2 separate regions of the Homo sapiens genome follow, and region 1 is linked to region 2. Evidence: chromatin loops called from intact Hi-C (ENCODE). Cell type or tissue: dorsolateral prefrontal cortex. All regions are shown on one strand.

Region 1 (8,000 bases), 290 kb before region 2:
TGCCCCTTCTAATGCATGAGAAAGCCGATTCTTAGAGGTTACCTAATGTGGTCTGGGTCACTCGGTCCGTCAGCAGTAGTCCAAGGATAGAAACCCCGTTGGTATCACCCCAAAGCCAAGTCCCTAACCACAATGCTTCCTGTCTTTGGCGTTTGAGCCCAGCTATGCCTAACTCCCAGAAGCAAGTCAGGTCTACTATCCCACATGGTGTCTGGGCTCCCTTCACCCACCTTTTGCAGTTTATAAGGACAAAGGGGAAAAAATTGCAGAACTAAAAATTCTGTTTCCTCAAAGGCAGTATCACTGAGCTGTCGCTGAAGGACACAGGGCCTAATTTCCAACTCCTCTTCCCACCTCCTGATTCTTTCTCTAAAGGGAAAGATTTGGGGCTTATCCAAAGTTTCCAGAAAACCAGTCCCAGGACACAGCCCCTCTGGAGTTTCTGTCCAGTTTGGTAGCACACATTCAACCCCCTCTGCTGCCGCTCATGACTCCCAGACGTGGGCGGAATCCTCCAGTTCCTAAGATGGAAAGAGGGAGACAGCAAGAGCTGGGCACTGCGGTAGCAGCAGGGCCTGGAGTCGCAGAGCCTTCTCGGTCACCATGGCAACTGTTGTAGGCTGGATGGGGTGGGAGCCAGAGAATCCACAGGAGGAAAGGAATGTGGGAGAGGGGCATCCCGGGGTTCCTAGCCCCTGCACTGGGCAGTGACCCTGCCACCCACCTCTGCCCTCAACTCAGCACTGGGACTGGCACTTTGTCAGTGGATAGATAATAGTAGCAAACAACGATGATGATAATGAGTTAACACTTACTGAGTGCTTACTCCGTGCTAAACACAGTGCTACGTGCTACCAGCATCAGATGATAGACCCCGGCTTCCAACCATTATGGAGCTCCACTCTCCATGTAGAATTCAAAGGAAAGAATATTACAAAACGTGTATAAGGAAAGCCAAGAAAAAAATTCCAGTTTTTCCCCATTATGGGTGATAACTGTGTTAATGCAAAATTGCCCCACCCTGGGGAGAACGATGAGGGTGTGATCAGGAGTGTGGAAGGCCTTAGATCCCTAGTTATGGGCCGTGTGTGTAGAGGGTGCTGTTACCTTCTGGACACAAAATTACATGCAATAGTTAAATTCTTCTCCTCTCTCTTCTTGACCTCCTCATTCTCCCTACTCTCCCCCTTAAACTCCTCCTCCTCACCCTCCGACACCCCTTATGGAGGGCTGCTGATCCTGACTTAAGTACAACACTTACGAGACTAAATCTGATTTCCCAGGTTGCATCCTCTCCAGCTTTAGAATTTCATGTTTGGTCTTTGTAGGAGTTGAACTTTGGGAAGGGGCAAAGAAAAAGGAAGTTGCTGATGACTGTATTTGACCATGGTCTTAACGTCTCCCTCAGAAGGGCGTTTTGCTGCAAATCTAGGTTCAGAGATTCTAAGTTGATTCTTCCAGGCTCTACAGCATCACATCTGCTCAAGAACAGCTGTTTAGGCTGCGGCAAGGATCAAAGCCATGTGTAATTCAAAGCTCCAGTGCTCTAAAAATGGCAGACACTGCCTCTCTTTACATATATACACACACATATATATATAAAAAGTCAGGAATATAAATTCTCTGTAGAAATCTATTTTGATGCTTCTGACATCTGAATCCAAAAGCAAAACGTTCAAGTGCTGTTTTAAAATTCACGAGGACACATCCGTAAGTCTCTCCCCCATTCCTTTGGATTTCAGGACTATTTTTGTGAGATTACATAGACCGTGCAGATATCAAAGGATCAGATGCATGAGAGGAGGCTTGATTTTCTATATAGAGCATGTTGGTCAATTATAGTTCTATAGAAAAAAGTAAAACCCTTTCTTCTTGGTGGGATTTTTCTTTGCATCTAAAAAACATATATCTGAGATATACAGAGATATACATGTCTCTATATATACACATAGACATATAGATACACATATAGAGAACCTGTCTGTACCAGAAATAAAAAATTAGCTGAGTGTGGTTATGCTCATCTGTGGTCCCAGCTACTCAGGAAGCTAAGGTGGGAGGATCACTTAAGCCCAGGAGGTCAAAGCTGCAGTGAGCCATGATGGTACCACTGCACTCCAGTCTGGGTGACAAAGTGAGACCCTGTCTCAAAAATAAAATAAAATAAAATAAAATCTATCCCTCCAACCACTTACCTATCTATCTCTTCATTATTTAGCAAGCTGGATAGCCTTCCTCGGAACCCATGTGATTTTGGTTAGTTGGGCCTCATCTTAGTCCCTTGAGAATTTGGGGATGGCATAGCTACAACACAGATTAGCTGTCACACTATTCATTGGTGAGTTTTTAACCAACGCAGGGGAATAAATGAAATTTTAATCAAATTTCCCTTTTAGGTTGGACATTTCTAAGGGGTGAGGTGAAACAGGCAGGACCTGCGTGCCTGGATTTGAATCCTGGCTTTGCAGATTAGTTAACGTTTTTGAACCTTGGTCGCCTTAAAATGAGATACTGTATAATGACAGTATCTATGACATAGGCTTGTGGGGAGGTAGAAAGGAGATCCCTATATCAAATGCCTAGCACTTGGAAAGCACTCCACCAATGTTGTAGTTATTATTAATATTTTGAGATGGAGTCTTGCTCTGTTACCCAGGCTGGAGTGCAGTGGTGCGATCTCAGCTCACTGTAACCTCCACCTCCTGGGTTCAAGAGATTCTCCTGCCTCAGCCTCCTGAGTAGCTGGGATTACAGGCGTGCGCCACCATGCCTGGCTAATTTTTGCATTTTTAGTAGACATGGGGTTTCACCATGTTGATCAGGCTGGTCTCGAACTCCTGATCTCGTGATCTGCCCACCTTGGCCTCTCAAAGTGCTGGGATTACAGGCATGAGCCACCGCCCCCGGCCTTATTATTATTATTCTCACTCCTAAAATTGTGTTTCTGGAATTCTTGGGTTTACAATACTAGAGAAAAGGGCCCTCCTTTTTCTTTGTTTCCTACTCCAAACTGATGTGTCTCTCTTGGTGGTTGGATCAAAGAGAAAGAATATGTACTAAGAAGTCTGTACTGTACTTCCTTAAAGTGAATAGAAATGTCATTTCAACTACCTTGTCCCTACTCCTAAAATATATACCCAGTTCTGGCCTCTGAGCCATACTCATGGGCTTAATGGAAGCCAGTAAGGCAGACAAGAACTGCAGAGGTGGGCCTGAGCCACCTGAGCTTGACAGAGCTCAAGGACTTCCCTCTGGCCTCCTTATCTGCCTCCCTACTAACTAATTACATGACCTCGAGCACCTGTCTTAGCTGAGAGTCAGTTTTTAAGAGAGGAAGTGGCCACATTTTAGGACTCACAATCAAAACTCACATTTGCTCTTACAAAGTTTATTTTTATTTTTTATTTTTAAAATTAGAGGCAGGGTCTTGCCATGCTGCCCAAACTCGTCTTGAACTCCTGGCCTCAAGTGATCCTCCCACCTTCCAAAGTGCTGGGATTACAGGCATGAGCCATTGTTCCCAGCCATTGTACAACTTTTGAGTTTTTTTGGTTTTATTTTGTGGTGTTTTTGTTTTATCCCCCAAGATGGTCTCACTTTGTTGCTCAGGCTGGAGTGCCATAGTGAGATCGTGGCTCACTGCAGCCTCCACCTGCTGGGCTCAAGCGATCCTCCATCTCAGCAGCCCCCTTCCCCCGCAGCAGCTGGAACGACAGGCACACACCACCATGCCCAGCTAAGTTTTTGTTGTTGTTGTTGTTGTTGTTGAGACGGGGTTTTGCCATGTTGCCCAGGCTGGTCTTGAACTCCTGGGTTCAATTGATCCTCAGCCTAGGTCTCCCGGAGTGCTGGGATAACAGGCGTGAGCCACCGTGCCCACCCATCTTACAACTTTTGTTTTATCATCCTATCTCTATAGTTTCAAATATGACAGTTACACCCAGATTAGGTTTAGGAATGAAACTTTTCTTTTAAAAACAAAATAAAACTTGAATAAAAAGCCCTGATCCTGTTCATTGCTAATCCAGCGGCAAGAAGGTTTAAAGGAGAAGATTTGAGATTAGTAGATGAGAATTGGGACCTAGGCACATCCCAGCCTTGGCCAAATCACCCACCTTCTCCATGAGACAGTTCTATGATCTGTTCAATACCTCATGGAAGTGTTATCCTTGCTAATGTATGTAAGGGCCTGATATATAACAGGGGATCAGCATTTACTAGTTTCTTCTGAACCAAATCATTCCGTCATTGAAGTCAGCAGTGCTGAGAGTCATCTGATGGATGTGACTATTCCACATTCCCACCCTCACCCCACCCCACCCTCACCCCACCCTCACCCCACCCCACCCCACCCCAACCCTCACCCTCACCCCACCCCACCCTCACCCCACCCCACCCTCACCCCACCCCACCCCAACCCTCACCCTCACCCCACCCTCACCCTCACCCCACCCCACCGTCACCCTCACCCCACCCCACCCTCACCCACCCTACCCCACCCAGCACGCTGTTGGAATCAAACCTTCTGTCACCAAACACTCAAGGACCCACAGCACTTTTCCCTCAAACATGAAAGGGGAATTGTGCCTTTGAAGCGGCGTTGTGGTCTGGGGTAAGTACCCGAGGTTCGTCGTCTCGTGCCAGGGAAATCAACAACGCGGACATACAAGAAGTGAGTTTAACCCTGGAGGTTCAATAAGCAAAAGAAAGAGAATAGCTCTCTCTCTTAGGAGAGAGAGGGGCTCCCGGGTGGGACTTCCGGCTCCACAATGAAATGCATGGGATTTTATAGATGAGCTTGAGGAGGCGTGTCTGATTCACGTAGGGCCAGAGAGATTGGTCGGACCAGGCGTGACACTTGCATCACGCACAAAGAAGCTGGCCATCCCACCCTAATCTTTTATTATGCAGATGGGGGTCTCTACCTGGCCAACGCCATGTTGCCTGCCTTTCTACTGCACACATAGCGACAAAGAAAAGGAAGAGGGAGCCTCCATGTTGAACATGCCTGGCCCCCAGCTAGCCTTTTCCTGTTGGCACAGCTGCCGGCATTTACCTATGCAGGCTTCCAGCTTGCTTATTTATGTCTGCAGCTCGATTTTACAGGCTGCTCTTTGTTAGAAAAGAAATGATTTGGGGGCTGCTTTTTGTTAAAAGGGAAGCCTGAGGACTCTCTTACCCTCGCTAACCGCCTAAATAATTTCCTTTTAGCTCCTGTATCACCTTCATTCCTCCAAATAAGGAAGCGCCAGGTCTTTCTTGGATCCTAGCTAAAACATTCTTTGCAGCTTCACATAATTATTTTACCACCACCCCTCCCGGTTCTCTTCCTGGGTAACTGATTTCACGAGTTTAAAATGCCCTGCTGCCTTTGGTGGGTTCTGGGGAGTCACTCCTAGGTCTCACAGGGAGGTGGGAGAAGAGTTGAAAATAATCTCTTTAAAATGGTGACATTTGCTTGATCACATTGACATTTTTAGGGTATCAAAGCCGGGCTTCCTGAAATAGAACTCCGATGAAAAGGATAAAGAAAGCTCAAGCTTAGCTGCTGGCATTTGCGTGCACTGATTCACCACCTCCAGCCCAGCTACCCACAGGCAGTTTTTCCCTGACACTGAATCAAATTACACGCAATACTAAAGGCTGGAGGTTTGCTCACATTCTGATTTGGGATGCTGCTGTTCATTTTTAACTTCCCTGAGACAATGTGTACTTTTCCAACTCTGGTCACCACGCTGAATCACAATAAGACACTTTTTCCAGACAGCCAACAATGACACCCAGCTTGACTAGAGAAAGATGATAACCCAAAATATCCTGAGAAGACTCAAGGCACGGCAAAATAAAATGTTCTCTAATGAGGACGACTGAATTGGTATTGCTAGGTAAGAGTTCCTAGTGGGGCGCAAATGTTCATTTTCTAAATTCTTAGAATTTATTCAAAGCCAGTGGCGCCTATTCTCAAGAGAATCAGCGGGTGAGGGGTGCTGAGGGAAGTTTGCAAAAGAAAATTTTGAAGGAGGATATAGGAATGATGAGAAAGGGAGACAGCATATCATAGAATGGCAGATTCAAAGCACTAGCTGCTTGTCTCAAGTGGCATTTGAGGCACTCATGAGAAACAAGGGCTGGTCTGAGACAGTGAAAAGCATAATCAAAATAGCTTTATTGTGCAAAGTAACTTCTCTTTTTCTTTCTTCTGGGATGGTAGTAGAGGGAAGACGAATTAGGAGGATGCACTGGAACTAGGACAGGGCTTAGAAGCTACGTAAGTACCTAGAACTCCAGTAAAGTAGGTGTGGGCAATGAAAGCAGCTCTGAAAGTGGCTCACAAGTGGCAGGGCCAAGCACCCTTCCAGAACACATGTATGGATGCCAAAAAACAAAGTGGGGTTTCAAAGCTTCTTGAAACATACTAAAATGTTACAGTGGTATAGCCCAAAGTATGTTCCATGTGTTACCTGTAAACAGAATCTGTAGTCAGAGAAATTGGAGTGAGAGGGACACTTTCAACAAAGTAAATAGGTTTCTGGCTGGGCACGGTGGCTCACGCCTGTAATCCCAGCACTTTGGGAGGCCAAGGCGGGCGGATCACCTGAGGTCAGGAGTTCGAGACCAGCCTGACCAACATGGAGAAACCCCATCTCTACTAAAAATACAAAATTAGTTGGGCATGGTGGTGCATGCCTGTAATCCCAGCTACTTTGGAGGCTGAGGTAGGAGAATGGCTTGAACACGGGAGGCAGGGGTTGCAGTGAGCTGAGAGCACACCATTGCACTCACTCCAGCCTGGGCAACAAGAGCAAAACTCCATCTCAAAAAAATAAATAAATAAAATAAAATAAAATAAAATAAAATAAAAAAGATTTCTTCATTGTAGAATTTCTTGAAGTCTTAATAAGCTAATGTGCAAATGTGCATTATTTTGACTTTGCAAGAAACAAGGTGACCCATTTTCTAAGTGTATTTAATGGTAAAACTTTATTTTTTTTTGTCTTTTTCTTGTGGAAAGGACTATCCTAGTCCTCTGAAGATCACAGTCTGAAATATTAGAGTTTTGTCTTGTTTATTATTCGGTTATTACACATTTCAGAAAATAATTACTCCTTAAAAATTTCTAACTCACTGACACCTTCAGTATTCTTCAATTTTTAAAATCAGAGATTACTTTCCCCATGACTTTTGATCAAACTATTTCCCAAACTTAAAAAAAAAAAAAAATCCCTAGAAAAAGTACTTACTTTCTGATCTAGCTGTGGACACAAACACCCATTACCAAAAGGGGTTATGAAATGACTTGATTGTTAAGAGTGTGGTAGAGAATTTCCACTGTTTATTCATCTGGTTAGACAGTAAAAACAAAAGATAAAAATAAAAAGAATTTTCCTCGTTGGGTAGGTTTAGGCAATCAGTGAATGAAGAAATATAGCCCAGGAAGCCTCTTACACCCTTTCCAGACACACCATTCTGTGATTTAAAACACCCAAAGCAATGCACCTATGTAATTTCAAGATAGAGTTGTTATATCACATATCATTGATATCTCACTTACCTGAAATAAACATTTCCTAAAATAAACTAAATATGCTTGGGCTATCTTTTTTTTCTTTTCTTAAAATAGTGAAACCATCCCAGAATGCCTAGGAATATTATAGACTTGATAACCAAATGCCACCCACATCTCCAGTGTCCCATCCCTGGGGTTTCCTCAAGGCCCTTCATTGAATGCTCAACGTAAGGTTTGGGAATTGCCAGATGAGAGAAAGGGGAAGCTGTCCAGCCTGCCCTTACCCTCAGTAATCTCTATAGTTAGAAGAGCTGCCTGTTGGGAAAGACAACTTAGACGCAAAAGATCTCATAGTCCATTTCTCTCAGGACAAGAACCTCTTCTAGTCTTGAGAATACTATACTCAAGAAAGAACAGATATTAAATCTGACAAAACAGGATATTCTCAGTGTTATATTTTGTTATAATAAATCCTTATGTTAAAAGTTTGAGA
Region 2 (8,000 bases):
GTCCCTGTACAGAGGACACATGCACTTCGTTCTCACAGTCCCCACCGCTCCCTAATGTCCCACACCCTCCCTAATTCATTCATTCATGTTGCCTGCCTGACCCTGGTAGGTAGTAGCCATTGCAACTCCATTGGACCATGGGTTTTTGGGGGGCAAAGTGTGCTTCAGCTGGATGTGCCTTGCACTTGGCACACAGCAGGTGCTCAGAAATGTTTATGGAGTGTGTGAATAGGTTTGCTGAAACTTTCAGGATTAAATTGCATTGCAGCACAGACATACATTCCACCCACACCCTTCCCAACCGTCACCCCAAAGAAATCTATATTTAATTGGGTTTGCAAAATCAGAGCCTCCAAGCAACTTCACACTAGAGATCCTTTCTAAACGGCAGAAATGCGACAGCTTCGCCCTGTGTGCTTGAGCCTATTCATAGCTCGGGTGTGTTTCCTGGGCAGCTGCATTGTTCTTAGTGGGAGAGCAGCAGAGGCAACCTTCTAAGTCCGACTCCCCCTCTGCCTCTCCCAACCCTCCCTCATGCCCTTCCACACTTCTCTTTCTCTGTCCAGCTTGCCTGCCCGCTGTCTATTCTGTTGGATGGTTATTTATTTATCGTCAGCACTAATCAGAGGGTGGGGAGGGGAAATAGGAGCTCTTGCCGATGCGAAAGTGCTTCGCCAGGGTCCCCAGGGAGAATCCTGTGCGGTGTGCAGCGCCAGAGGTCACTGTCACCTTGGCCTTGAGGTGGCCTGTTTACCAAAGTGAAATGAAGATATCAGTCAGATGTCAGGTAAATGCTAATGGCCAGCTCCTGGGCAGAGAGCTGGCACAGGATTGGCCGGGCTGGGTGAACCCTTCCTTTCCAATTCTGCAGCACAAAGGCCCCAGTGACTTAGCAACTCCGATAAGAGGTCAATGGGCAAATGTCAGTCCTTGATTGAATGCACCTCTTGGCCTGGTTTCAGGAGCCCCAGGGCTGCCTCTCTGCATTTCCCTCGGCTCTCCCCACTCCTATGCAACTGGAGGAAGGTGAAGCATTTGTTGGAAAGCCCTCCCATCCACCCTTTCCCTATCTCTGGCAGGAAAGAAAGCCTATCCCTTCATGTCCCAAGGTCCGAAAGCACAATGAAAACCGGCATCATTATCCTTCAGCCGTGAATGGGAAAAGCAGGATGTTGACTATGGGTCGTCACCTAGGAGGACGGATGAGACTGGATTCAGTCGCAGAAAAGGACAGGAAACAGTCGCTGCCTTGTTTATCACTGTGTGATAGATAGCATCCCGGGGCCACCTCTCCACGCAGGGCCTCATTAGGAAGTCAGCACCTGAAACAGGAACCTCCGCATCACATGGTCCAAGATGAAACAGGGCCTGTTAGCTCGGTCTCCCAGGACTGTGGATCCTTTTTGCATTCCTTCTATTGTTTTTCCAATGTGGGGGCTTGGCACTGGGCACAGTGAGGGTCTCACACCTCTGCTGGTTCTCACCAACAGGAAGCATCTCCCACATTGACATCTTCAAGCAGCCCCTCCCCAAGCCCCTCGAAGTCACTTAGTCTTCATTCTCATCTAGTCTTTTCTGCAAACTCTCCTGCTCCTCAGTCAACGCTCTTTTATTCTTCTTTAGACTTTTTCTCTGCATCCTCCTGCCCCTGCCAGCATAACAATTGAAAGAACTGTCAAATCTTCTCAAATAAATTTTTCTGCATTTTTTTGCTTCTTCTCATATTTAACCTTGTTGATATTTTAATTTTTTTCAGCTTGTAAAAGATTAGAAATCAGAAAGAATTTAAGAAGTTTGTATAGTATACAACACCACGTGCAATAAAATGGGCACAACTTGTCTCCCTTTTATACTATGTAGCTACTGATCACTTTGGACTGCTACGAAATACATAGGACATCAATATGTAACATATTAGCTGTATGTTGATTTCTATAGACAGCGAGGCACCTGACCTTTGGTCTGGAATGCATCTTAAAAATCGGACGTGGATTGTATTACTTTGTCTTGCTGCACAGTTGTTCACCACAAACTGTCACAGGTGCCCCTCACAGCCTTTTTGGTACTCCAGTGGGGGCCTGCTCTGATTAGACGCTGTGCTCAAGGCCATTCTCACTGACTTGCTATTGCAGGGCTGCGAATGCTCGAGAAATCAGACTCTTACACACAGGTGAGTTTCTGGGATCTGGTTAGTAAACCATACCTTCAAGTAAACCACCATAGCCTCCACCATATTCAGAATAAGCAAAACCCTAGAAATGTTGACTTGAAGAAGGATGTCCTGTCCCTTTGGTGACAAGTTGCCTTGTCACAGGAAGATAAAAATGGCTTCATTTGCCCATTTGCCACAGTAGCTCTGATGATCAACCCTGCTTCCTGTCTTGTGCTCCCTTCAATGGATTCTCCATGCACAAAGCAGAGTGATCCTCTTAAAATACAAATCAGGTCAGCTGTCTCTCCCCTGCTTCCAAAAATTCTGCAAAATATTTAGCATCTCAGTCAAACTCCTTCCTACGATAGTGCCTATCACTCTGACTTCATCTCATGGCATCTTCTCCCCCTCGCTCATCACGCTGGAACCACTTTGGCTTCCTCACTGTTCCAAAGACATGCCAAGCTGGCTTTCTGCTCAGTGGGGTTGTAGTTGCTGTTCTCTCTGTGTGGGATGCTCTTCCCTCAGATTTCTGCATGGCTGGCTCTTTCTCATCAGGTCTCACCTCAAATGTCACCTCCTCCGAGAAGCCCTCTGATCTCTCACATCACTCAGTCTCATTTTCATCACATCCCTTATCATTACCCAATATCTTTCTGTTCATTTCATCATGTACTTCCCCTACCACCCGCCGCTGTGAGAAGATAAGCTCCGTGAGAGCAGCAGCATGGTCTGGGGTCCCATAAACGGGCTCCTCCAAGTCCGGATCCATCTCCAGGCGGCTTCCAGTCCAGAGTTCTAGGCACAGCACCAGCCAGCTTCTTGAACGAGTGTTGGCATTTCTTTCTCAGTGGCTTTGAAATCAGACGTCAGCCCCCAACCTCGTGACTCAGCCGGCAGCATGTGAGAAGGCTGGCTTGGGGACACAAAGTCCTTCGATCTTTAGAGAGATAGCAGCCCTCCTGGGAACGGGGCCACAGATGAAGGCTGAGCATGAAGCCTGGGCACTGGCCTGCCACTGGAAGCTGACCCTCTGCTGGACCATGCCAACTCTTGACATTTCCCAAACTAGGCAATGGCCCAGGCTTTTGAAAGCCAGTATCGCCTAGCTATGGAATCGCCATGCAGATAGTGCTCAGGGAATGAAATTAAATTTCCCTTTTCAGAACAAAGACAAACACACTCCTCTCACCCATCCTACGAGAGCTGGGCCGGGAGCGCCTGCCTCCGTGCCAGGATTCAAAGCCCACGGGCTCTCCTGCTTGCTTCAGCAGTTCCTGGCAAGTGCAACGGAGTTCTCCCGCTTTAAAATCTAATTGCCTGCCCACGCCCGTGAATCCCATCTCCAAAGGCAAGAAAAAAAAAAATTTTAAAAAAAAGTTGGTGGGGGTGGGAGGGGCCGGGGTTCTCACACATTCAGCCCAGATGAGCCCATTTAAGCTTTTGACATTATGCCTTTTGGGGAGGCCGATTCAAAATAAAACCAGCCCGAGAAGCTCCTGTTTTAAACAGAAAGATCCATAAATGCAGCTTCTGTCAGTAATGAGAAAAATGGAAATCACAAGCAAAACCAGAAAACTCATTCCCCCAGAATCTTAATGATCTCCAGAATAATTGTGCTGGTCTCTCAAATCAAGGAGTGGACGGTGACAGCCCTGGGTTTTCACATGAGGGTCAGATGGGTTCATGTTTTTTTAATTGGGCTCATTTCTAAGCAATGTGCTTGTCATGATGCCTTAATCCCTTCCCTGTGCCCAGCAAAAATGCTTTCTCTCTCCTTGTCTCCCTCAAACAAATGCAGCTTCTCAACAGGGAAATGAGCTTCCCTGTCTTGCAAACAGATTTCTTATCATATGACTGATCCACTGTGGGTGAACTTGCATTTCTCTTGCATAAGAAAGCAATTTCCTGAAGAGAGAAAGGGGGGAAAATCAAACCGCTTACCTCTCCTTGTTTTCCATATTAGCATCCTTAGCTGAAGCTCCTGAAGATAATGGGAAAGAAACGACTTTATTTCAGAGGATGAATATCAATCTTTCAGATAGCAGTGGGATGTTTAGGGCTCTCTAAGAGGCAGCCAGGTTTTCCTGCATTTGTTTTATTTGGCAGGACTCACAAGAAGGAACAAATTCTTTGACAATTTCAAAGTTTCTCCAGACAAACTGCTACCTTCTGATAAAATCTAGCAGGCTAAAGTTCAACAATGACAAACAAATTAGAAAATTCTGCCATTATAGCGGAATATAAATTGGCAGGTTCATTTAGGAGGCTTAAAACAAAGAATGAGATCTTAAAAGTAATAAAAAATAATAATGAGCTTTGGGATTAAAAAAAAAGAAAGAAAAGGGTAATTTCTCAAGTGTGCGCAGAGGTGTGAAAAGTGACAGCAGCCATCAGTTAAATAAAGAAGCACCAGTGATTTGGCAGACAGTAACCATAGCACACAGTCTCAGGGGGGGCCTCAGACCTGTCTTGGCCATTTCACTTCTCTTGTAGGTTCTGGCTTTCAGCTTCGTTGCACCAAGAGAGGGTGGTGAGCCCAGCACAGGCCCAGCATGAGGATCAGCCCTGAGAGTGGGCTGGGGGTGGGGTCAGAAAAAGAGGAAAGAAGGAGGGAAGGAGAAGGGAAGGAAGAAACTACTGTTTTACCTGCGTTGGTTGATTCAATTTGAGAAATGCTTGTTGTACACCCACTATGTGCCAGCTGAGGCCAGAGGCCAGGAGAAAATGGTGAGCAAAGCAGGAACCCAGCTCAGCCCTTTTGGAGCTCCTGGAGAGGATGACTTTAACCACATGCTATGGTTTGAGTGTGTCCCTTCTGAAACTCATGTTGAAATCTGATCCCCAATATGGCAGTGTTGGGAGAGGGGCCCTAGTGGGAGGTATCTGGGTCATGGGACACCACTGTCATGAATAGATTAATGCCGTCTCTCAGGAGGGAATTCTGACTCTTGTGGGAATGAATTAGTTCCCAAAAAAGAGGGTTTTTTTTAAGTGAGCGCAGACTCTCATGCATGTCTTTTTGCACATGCCTTCTTACCTTTCTGCTTCTCCACCACCTTGTGACCCAGCATGAGGCCCTCACTGGAAGTGGAGTATATACCAGTGCCATGCTCTTGGACTTCCCAGCCACCAGAATCATTAGCCAAGTAAACTTGTTTTCTTTATAAATTATCCAGCCTCCGATATTTTGTTATAGCGACACTAAACAGACAAAGGCACTAGACAAACACACAAATAAATGTAAGGTGGTCATCTTGCTGAGTGCTACCAGGGAGTGCATGAGCACGTGGCTCTGTGCACAGGAATAACCAGGAGAAAAGACCAGGTGTGGTGGCCAAGACAGCATCCCTAGAGCACAGGGAGGTTGGAGCCAAACGTTCATTATGTTTGAGTGCTTTTCTATGCCAGGTCCTGGCTAAGTATTTTATAATCATTATCTTATTCACTTCTTGCATTAGCCCAATGGGACAAATGCTCTTATAACCCCATTACAGATGAGTACCTTAGGCTCAAAGAGGTAATATTGCTTGCCTGAAGTCACAGAGCTGTGGAGGACTCAGACTCAAAGGCAGGCAGCCCTGTCTCAGAGCCCAGGGCCCTGACCACCACAGCAGACGCTGCCCTCCCAGGAAGGGTGGGCATGGCAAGACCAGCCTTCCATCTCCAAACCTTCCTGCCCTTGCCTCCTCCTCTCTCAGGCAAACACACACATGCACACACTCACACTTATATGTGCTCTTACACACTCTTTCAAAAACTCTCACACTCTCTCCCACTCACAATACTCTCAATCACTTACAGTTTCACACTCACACACTCTCAAGCTCACACACTCTTTCTCACACACACTTCCTACCCTCCTGTTCCCAGAAGCCAAGGTGACTGCCCCTGAGGCTGCCGTAAGCCTTACCATCTCCTTCCCTCCCAGTGGCAATGCTCCTTCCAGCCTAGTGTGGTTCAGATTGCAAGCAAAGCGAGGTGTGGGCTCCCACCAGCAATACACAGAGGAATACTCCTCTGTGTAGCCCAGAGGAGGGGGAAACTGACCCAGACCTTGGAGCATGAACAGGTCCTTGTCCAGAAAGCTGAGAATGGCTTTCCAGGCAGAGAATGCTGCCCATGGAAAAGTGTCTGGGAGATGCGGATGCCATCTGTGCTGGCTCAGATGCACCCCTGCCCACCACAGCACCCCCTCAATAGCTGCTTCCCCTGCAGCATTCCCCACTTCAGCAGAGGCACCACCAGCCACCCCATGGCACACAAACCATGGACATGGGCAGCCCCCTGGCAGCTGCTTACTTACTAACCAGACTGTCACCAACTCCTCCTAAACACAGTCTGAGTCTGCCCACGTCTCTGCCACCCCGTCGTTCCAGCACCCACCCTCTCCCCCTAGATGACTGTCAGCCTCTTAACACTTCCCCGACTCACCATTGTACACCCACCACCCTCCAACATGCTGTCACACAGCAGTCAGGGTGGCCTTCCGTTCTGCTAATCGGACTGCAGGGCCCCCTATCTAAAACTAGTCCCTAAGGCTAAGTTCCAACAGCTGCCCTCACAACCCCCTTCTCCCCTGGACTAGGTCAGATGCCCTGGTTTACTCTCCATGACGTACGGTTCTTTTCCTCTGTAATGCTTGGCAATGTTCTCACCTAAACACTTAAATGTCTGTGATTATTTGGTTTGAGACTTGGAGCTGCAGGAGGGCAGACACTGCCTCCACCCTTTCCTAAGTTCCCTGTACATAGCAGGCCTGCAAGAAGACTTTGTGAGTGTGTGGATGGATGCTGACGCCCTTGGAGGTATGGGGGAGATGGGGCCTGGAGCAGGTGGAAGGGGAAGAGACAGATTCCTGGGGAGTCTCCATCGCTGTGCTAAGGCATGGGAAGAAAGGGGGGACATGAGGGATAGCATTGGCAGTCTCCCTGGGACTGGTATGGTGGCTTGCCCTTCCTGGACACAGCCAGCTGGGTTTAAACTCACTGCAAGGCCCCTCTCTCTCTCCAGCAGGTTTGAGTTGCTGGTGAAATAAGTGGGTCAAGGGAAGTTACGATGTTTGGGAGATGCTGGCATCTGCTACCAAGAGCCTACCACCTACAGCCAGGCAGTACCTCTGTGCTGCCCATGTGCTGAGCTGCCCAAGGATGCTCAAGGCTCAGGCGAGCCCTGGACACTGGCAAGGAGGCCAGCACTTTCCTGGGTCTCTGGAAGGCCCAGGGAGACAGCTAGGGAAGATGCCTCAGAGGGTGGCACTCCTTCCAGGCGTAGGATAGATGGTAAAAAGCACTATACAACACCCACAGCATTTCTGCAGCCACCACAGAAGTGCAATATTGGTTTCTAACATTTAAAAATCAGAACACCACAGCAAAGTCTAAATTTCTGGCTTCTCTTGAAAAACTAGAAGATTCCAGCCAGGTGTGGTGGCTCACACCTATAATCCCAGCACTTTGGGAGGCTGAGGTGGGCGGATCACTTAAGCTCAGGAGTTGGAGACTAGCCTGGGCAGCATGGTGAAACCCTGTCTCTACAAAAAAATACAAAAATTAGCTAAGTGTGGGAGCTCATGCCTGTGGTCCCAACTACTTAGGAGGCTGAGGCAGGTGGATCATGGTTGCAGTGAGCCGTGATGGTGCCACTGTACTCCAGCCCAGGCAACAGAGCAAGACTTGTCTCAAAAAAAGAAAATAAAAGAGTTTTAGAAATGTTTTCCAGTTCTGTGAAGAATGAAGGTGGTATTTTGACGGGAATTGCATTGAATTTGTAGATTGCTTTTGGCAGTATGGTTGTTTTCACAATATTGATCCTACCCATCCATGAGCATGGGATGTCATCTGTGATT

What was found. Hi-C counts contacts between places; a loop is a spot of excess contacts. Peaks named below come from ENCODE experiments on the same cell type or tissue, not always from the same donor. Only the 100,000 strongest peaks of a DNase experiment are listed, where the experiment ranks them.
Region 1: a loop joins it to region 2, with 8 times the contacts of the local background. A loop is called at or near these places in 4 of 110 quality-filtered maps.

What each region holds. Positions count from the first base shown.
Region 1 is chr5:173,960,939-173,968,938 of GRCh38, reverse strand. It overlaps CPEB4 (cytoplasmic polyadenylation element binding protein 4), which reads right to left. Exons shown (of 10, transcript NM_030627.4): 10 at 6,959-8,000. Among named protein-coding and RNA genes, the nearest start is that of C5orf47, 24 kb to the left of the region's middle. RefSeq lists enhancers at 432-1,095, 4,526-5,408, 4,303-5,502. In dorsolateral prefrontal cortex, no CTCF peak of the experiment used is centred here; DNase peaks (open chromatin) are centred at 568, 4,828 and 5,594; H3K4me3 peaks cover 1,927 bases; H3K27ac peaks cover 7,316 bases.
Region 2 is chr5:173,666,365-173,674,364 of GRCh38, reverse strand. No RefSeq gene overlaps it. Among named protein-coding and RNA genes, the nearest start is that of LINC01942, 19 kb to the left of the region's middle. RefSeq lists an enhancer at 3,766-4,362. In dorsolateral prefrontal cortex, no CTCF peak of the experiment used is centred here; DNase peaks (open chromatin) are centred at 364, 3,054 and 3,364; H3K4me3 peaks cover 2,155 bases; H3K27ac peaks cover 5,732 bases.